Linked DNA regions of Homo sapiens: region 2 is linked to region 1. The links are chromatin contacts, found by Hi-C or POLR2A ChIA-PET in ENCODE. All regions are on one chromosome and are shown on one strand. The core of a region is the stretch at or near the end of the contact, and the rest is flanking DNA. Distances in the headings are between cores, read along the strand shown.

Evidence for each region. Hi-C counts contacts between places; a loop is a spot of excess contacts on that map. ChIA-PET counts read pairs that join two places held with the same protein, here RNA polymerase II (POLR2A). Pooled maps may share reads with other maps.
Region 2: a loop to region 1 is called in a map of gastrocnemius medialis, with 2.8 times the contacts of the local background. The contact joins two enhancer-like sites. A Hi-C loop is called at or near these places in 3 of 168 maps with a recorded cell type or tissue (Caco-2, gastrocnemius medialis and psoas muscle) and 8 of 50 pooled maps. POLR2A ChIA-PET finds 5 or more read pairs at or near these places in 8 of 52 experiments (Caco-2, H1, PC-3 and 4 more).

The regions. Positions count from the first base shown.
Region 1 is chr13:113,392,771-113,395,434 of GRCh38, reverse strand. No RefSeq gene overlaps it. Among named protein-coding and RNA genes, the nearest start is that of GRTP1, 30 kb to the right of the region's middle. RefSeq lists silencers at 1,044-1,153, 1,164-1,513 and an enhancer at 1,431-1,972. Within about 2 kb of position 1,319, at least 14 of the 41 ENCODE cell types and tissues checked have a DNase peak (open chromatin) inside an H3K27ac peak, as active enhancers do; they include gastrocnemius medialis and psoas muscle, where a contact is called at or near this core.
Region 2 is chr13:113,326,104-113,328,767 of GRCh38, reverse strand. All of the region lies in intron 5 of GRTP1 (growth hormone regulated TBC protein 1), which reads left to right. Among named protein-coding and RNA genes, the nearest start is that of GRTP1-AS1, 24 kb to the left of the region's middle. Within about 2 kb of position 1,312, at least 3 of the 41 ENCODE cell types and tissues checked have a DNase peak (open chromatin) inside an H3K27ac peak, as active enhancers do; they include gastrocnemius medialis and psoas muscle, where a contact is called at or near this core.

The DNA of each region.
Region 1 (2,664 bases), core at 70-2,569:
AGGAAAAGCAATCTGTCCAGCGTGGTACTACTCAAGATACAGCCATAAGTGACACAAATGTCCACCAATTAAGAGATTAGTTGGCCAGGCGCGGTGGCTCACGCCTGTAATCCCAGCACTTTGGGAGGCCGAGGCGGGCGGATCACGAAGTCAGGAGTTCAAGACCAGCCTGGCCAACACAGTGAAACCCCGTGTCTACTAAAAATACAAAAAATTAGCTGGGCGTGGTGGCGGGCACCTGTAATCCCAGCTACTAGGGAGGCTGAGGCAGGAGAATCGCTTGAACCCAGGAGGCGGAGGTTGCGGTGAGACGAGATCACACCATTGCACTCCAGCCTGGGCAACATTGCAAGACTCCCTCTCAAAAAAAAAAAAGAGATTAGTTAAATAAAGTGTGGTGTCTTATTCAGTGAAATAGCAGTCATTTAAAATTAGCTGAGGAAGAACTTTGTGAAATGGAAAATATTGTACCATTTAATGTTTAAAATCCAATATAAGGCCGGGCGCAGTGGCTCATGCCTGTAATCCCAGCACTTTGGGAGGCCAAGGAGGGTGGATCACCTGAGGTCAGGAGTTCGAGATCAGCCCGGCCAACATGGGGAAACCCCATCTCTACTAAAAATACAGAAATTAGCTGGACATGGTGGCGGCGGACGCCTGTAATCCCAGCTACTCAGGAGGCTGAGGCAGGAGAATCGCTTGAACCCAGGAGGCAGAGGTTACAGTGAGCCGAGATGGCGCCATTGCACTCCAGCCTGGGCAACAAGAGTGAAGCTACACCTCAAAAAGAAAAAAAAAATCCAGTATAAAATAGTAGATTCAAATATGTAAATACGTGTGAAGGGGGCAAAGAAAGAGAAACGCGAAAAAAGGTGAGCAGTGGTTATCCACGAACACCCGATGTGTAGGTGTGTTTTCCCGTCGTTATCTGTCACTGCTTTCTGCGTTAATTTAAATGCACTTGCATCACTTTCAGGATCAGAAAATAAAGGCCTATGTGTGACCCTGGGGCGCTGGCGGGGGCTGGACGGAGGCCCAATGCCCCTGTTGCCCATTGTCTCCAGGCTTCTCCAGGACTCGGCTTCCCGCCTCTCCTTTGGGGACCGCACGAGTCACTGGGGGAGGCTCCGCGGGCAGCAGGTCTCTGGGAGGGGTTGTCGCCCCCTCGGTGCGCAGGGGAGCGACGGGTCCCTCCTGCACCTGCAGGGACAGGCCTCGGGCTGCACCGTCCCGCGCCCGCCTACCCCGCGCCCGCCTCGCCGGACGCCTCCTGCCTGAGTCCGCCAGGGGGCGCTGCCGGCCTCCCGGGCGGCGGCTGCTGCAAGAGGAAGCCCCGGCCCGCGAGCTGCTGCCACATCCGGACGCCGCCGGGAGCCGCCGGGAGCCGCCGGGGTGGGCGGGAGTCGGGGCGGCGCGCAGGTTCCCGGCCCCCTAAGGGACGGTTGCCTTCCCCAGAGCCGGGGACACAGGCGTACGTGCGGGGACCTCGGCGCTGGCCTCCGGGCTTCTGGAGCCCCTCCCTGGTGCGGAGCGGGGACGGTGACCTCCTCGTGGATTCTGGGAGGGGCAGCCTTGGCATCAGGACCTGGAAGCCGGAGAGGCTGCAGGGCTTCCAGCCATGGCCTTGCCACCGGAGGTCACGTAGTGTTTCCACATTTCCTTAGTGTGTACATGTGTGGGTCCCTGTGTTGTGGAGGGCTGTGTCTGCTTGGTGTGTGTGCACACGCGTGTGTGCATGGGTGGGTCCCTGTGTTGTGTAGGGGCCGTGTCTGCTTGGTGTGTGTGCACACGCGTGTGTGCATGGGTGGGTCCCTGTGTTGTGGAGGGCTGTGTCTGGGCAGGCTGTGTACACACCCATGTGCATGTGTGATGCGCACTGGGGCACTTGTCTGGGTAGTAGAGGTGGAGGCCTGTGTGGCCATATGTGCAACTGTGTGTCCGGGTGCGTGTACCACAGTCTTCCCTAAAATAGTAATACTGGGACCTACGTCATGGGGCTGTTGTGACCGCGTGTGGCACTCCATGTGGGGTGGCACAGCCAGGCGCTGATCCGGCCACTTTGCCAGTCGGACTGACTGCGTGTCCTCTCCTTAGGGGTGAGAAGCTTCCTGGCATCGGGCCTGGGCTCCTGAGCCCCTGAGCCAACCGACTGATGGTCCCTGGGAGACAGCCCCCGCCCTGCTCCTGCCCCCCACACCTGAAAGGCTCATTGTGTGGGTTTGCTGTGCTCCACAGGGATGTAAACCGCCCCTCCTTTTCCCTGTTCTGTCTGTGAGAAGGTGCCAGGGATACTTTTTTTTTTTTTTGAGACCAAGCTTCACTCTTATTGCCCAGGCTGGAGCGCAATGGCGCGATCTCGGCTCACTGCAACCTCCACCTCCCAGGTTCAAGCGATTCTCCTGCCTCAGCCTCCCGAGTAGCTGGGATTATAGGCATGTGCCACCACACCTGGCTAATTTTTTTTTTTCAGCAGAGATGGAGTTTTCTCCATGTTGGTCAGGCTGGTCTCGAACTCCTGACCTCAGGTGATCCGCCGGCCTCAGCGTCCCAAAGTTCTGGGATTGCAGGCGTGAGCCACCGTGCCCAGCCCGTTTTTTTTAAGAGTCGGGGTTTCACTTTATCGCCCAGACTGGAGTGCAGTGGTGCAATCATGGCTCACTGCAG
Region 2 (2,664 bases), core at 63-2,562, 67 kb after region 1:
TTAATGTTTTGGCTGCCCAGGAATTCTAGACCAGCCTGGGCAACATGGTAAAACCTTCTCTCTACAAAAAATATTTAAAAATTAGCTGGGTGTGGTGGTGCACACCTGTGGTCCCAGCTACGCAGGAGGCTGAGGCAGGGGGATCACTTGAGCCCAGGAGGTTGAGGCTGCAGTGAGCTGTGATAGCACCACTGCACTCCAGCTTGGGCGACAGAGTGAGACCCTGTCTCAAAAAATTGTTTGAGTCTTCAACTCACACCTTTTGTTTTCTAATTGAAAGCACCAGGGTGGAGAACTGGCCTGTGAGTGCATGTGAGAGAGTGGTCTTGGGACTCACACCTGCTCTCAGAGGAAGATCTGCAGAGTGGAAATGAAGTAGGAGGAAGCCACAGCCATGTGCAGACGCCTGTGGCCACCGTCTTTGTATGGCCCCTGCCCACGTCTGACCGCAGACCCTGAGGGGTGTGCAGGGGAGTGTCAGAGCTGTGCCCCCGTCCTGGCCAGGCAGGTGCCGTCCCGGAGCCTCGGTGATGAATGCACAGTGTTGGGTGGTTTGCAGAGGCGTGGATGTCCCCAGAAGGACAGGGACAAGGAGCCTGGGGGGATAGCGGCGCGAGACCAGATGAGGTGGTCACCTGGGAACATCAGTGCCTGCGCCTCAGCCTGAGGGATGAGCCCCTTCTGCAGGGAGCAGCCGCTGCGCCGGCTGGGCCTGGGAGGAACCACCTTGCCCTCGATGTTCAAGGAAGGGAAAGAAGCTGCGGCTTTAATTTAATCCTCCCCTTGGTGGCCGGCTCAGCCTGGTGGAGTTTAGGGAATGAGTTCAGCGCCTCTATTTTTGGAAGCTGTTCTAAGCTTCTCTGTGTCTGGGGCCAAGGTCAGGCTGTGTGTCTCTGCAGACCCCCTGCTGCCTGGCACTCAAGCCCCCCTGCCACACCACCTGTGGGGTTGGGGGCCACCTGCAGAACCAGGGTGGGCACTGATTGATGGTTCTTCACCCCTCTCTCCCCAGCTGGAACGGTATGTGCTCAGCTAAGAAGGTGAAAGATGAGCAAAGCGCTCAGAACCCCAGTGGCAGGTGCAGAACAAGGATATGGAAGGGAGGCGTTTTTAATCCTTGGCGCTTGCTCACTGAATTGGCTCTGGCTAAATCACCTTCAGAGGCGTTAGTATTTACTATTAAACCGACTTCACTGTGTGCTCACTCTGAAAAGCAGTGACAGGACCGTGATGTTGCGTCAGTGTTTGTGATGGTTCTATTTTAACCAAGATATTGAATTAACAAGAACAGACTGGGCGCAGTGGCTCACGCCTGTAATCCCAGCACTTTTGGAGGCCGAGGCGGGCAGATCATGAGGTCAGGAGTTCGAGACCAGCCTGGCAAATATGGTGAAACTTTGTCTCTACTGAAAATACAAAAATTAGCTTGGGCGTGGTGGTGAGCACCTGTAGTCCCAGCTACTCAGGAGGCTAAGGCAGGAGAATTGCTTGAACCCAGGAGGCAGAGAGGTTCCAGTGAGCTAAGATCATGCCACTACATTCCAGCCTCGGTGACAGAGCGAGACTCCGTCTCAAAAAAAAATGTACTATAACTCATTACATGAACAAGTTAAAAAATTACGTAGGTAAACACAAAAGTGCTTTGGTAAGACAAATGTCCATTCAAAAGAAGGGCAAGCTGTTGGAAGTATTTATCTGAGTACGTTTTATTTCTACTGTGGTAAAATACACAGAACATAGAATGTACCATCTTACCCATGTCTTTCCCCTGTGCAGTTCAGTGGCACAAGGGCCGCTTACCTCTCTGTGTAACCATTGCCGCCGCCCTCTCCAGAGCTGTTTCATCTTCCCAGACTGAACTCGGTCCTGTCACTCCCTCCCTCCCGCTGCTGTGGCCTGACTTCCTCCCTTTCTAAGGCTGAATAATATTCCGTCGTGTGGACATTCACATGTTGGTTATCCACTTGTCTGCCGACGGACACGTGGGTTGCCTCCATCTCTTGGCTGTTGTAAATAGTTCTGCTAGGAACACGGGGGTGCCTGCACCTCCTTGGGACTCTCTTTTCCACCTGCAGATTTTTGTTTGTTTGTTTTTTTGAGACAGAGTCTCGCTCTGTGGCCCAGACTGGAGTGCAGTGGTGTGATCTCGGCCCACTGCAACCTCCACCTCCCAGGTTCAAGCGATTCTCCTGCCTCAGCCTCCTGAATAGCTGGGGTTACAGGTGCCCACCACCACACCTGGCTAATTTTTGTATTTTTAGTAGAGACGGGGTTTCAGCCATGTCAGCCAGGCTGGTCTTGAACTCCTGACTTTAGGTGATCCACCCGCCTCGGCCTCCCAAAGTGCTGGGATTACAGGTGTGAGCCACGCTCCCGCCCCCCCCCCCCCCACCGCGCCACCCTCCACCTGCAGATTTTAACTGATGCCCAGCCAGGCGGCATCCAGCCTATCCCTCCAGCCTCAGGGACGTCCTGAAAGGCCTGGCTGTGGGGGTCGCTCCCCATGAGCCCTGTGTCTGCAGGCCTCACCCCGACTCTTCCTCTCCAACTTTGTCCCTCCCTCTTGGGAGGGGTCCTCCCAGGGTGGCCCTGTTGTCTTTGTCTGGCTCTGAGGGGAATGGGGCTTGTGGAGGTGACGGGAGTGTCTCGGGGTCTTTTCTCCAC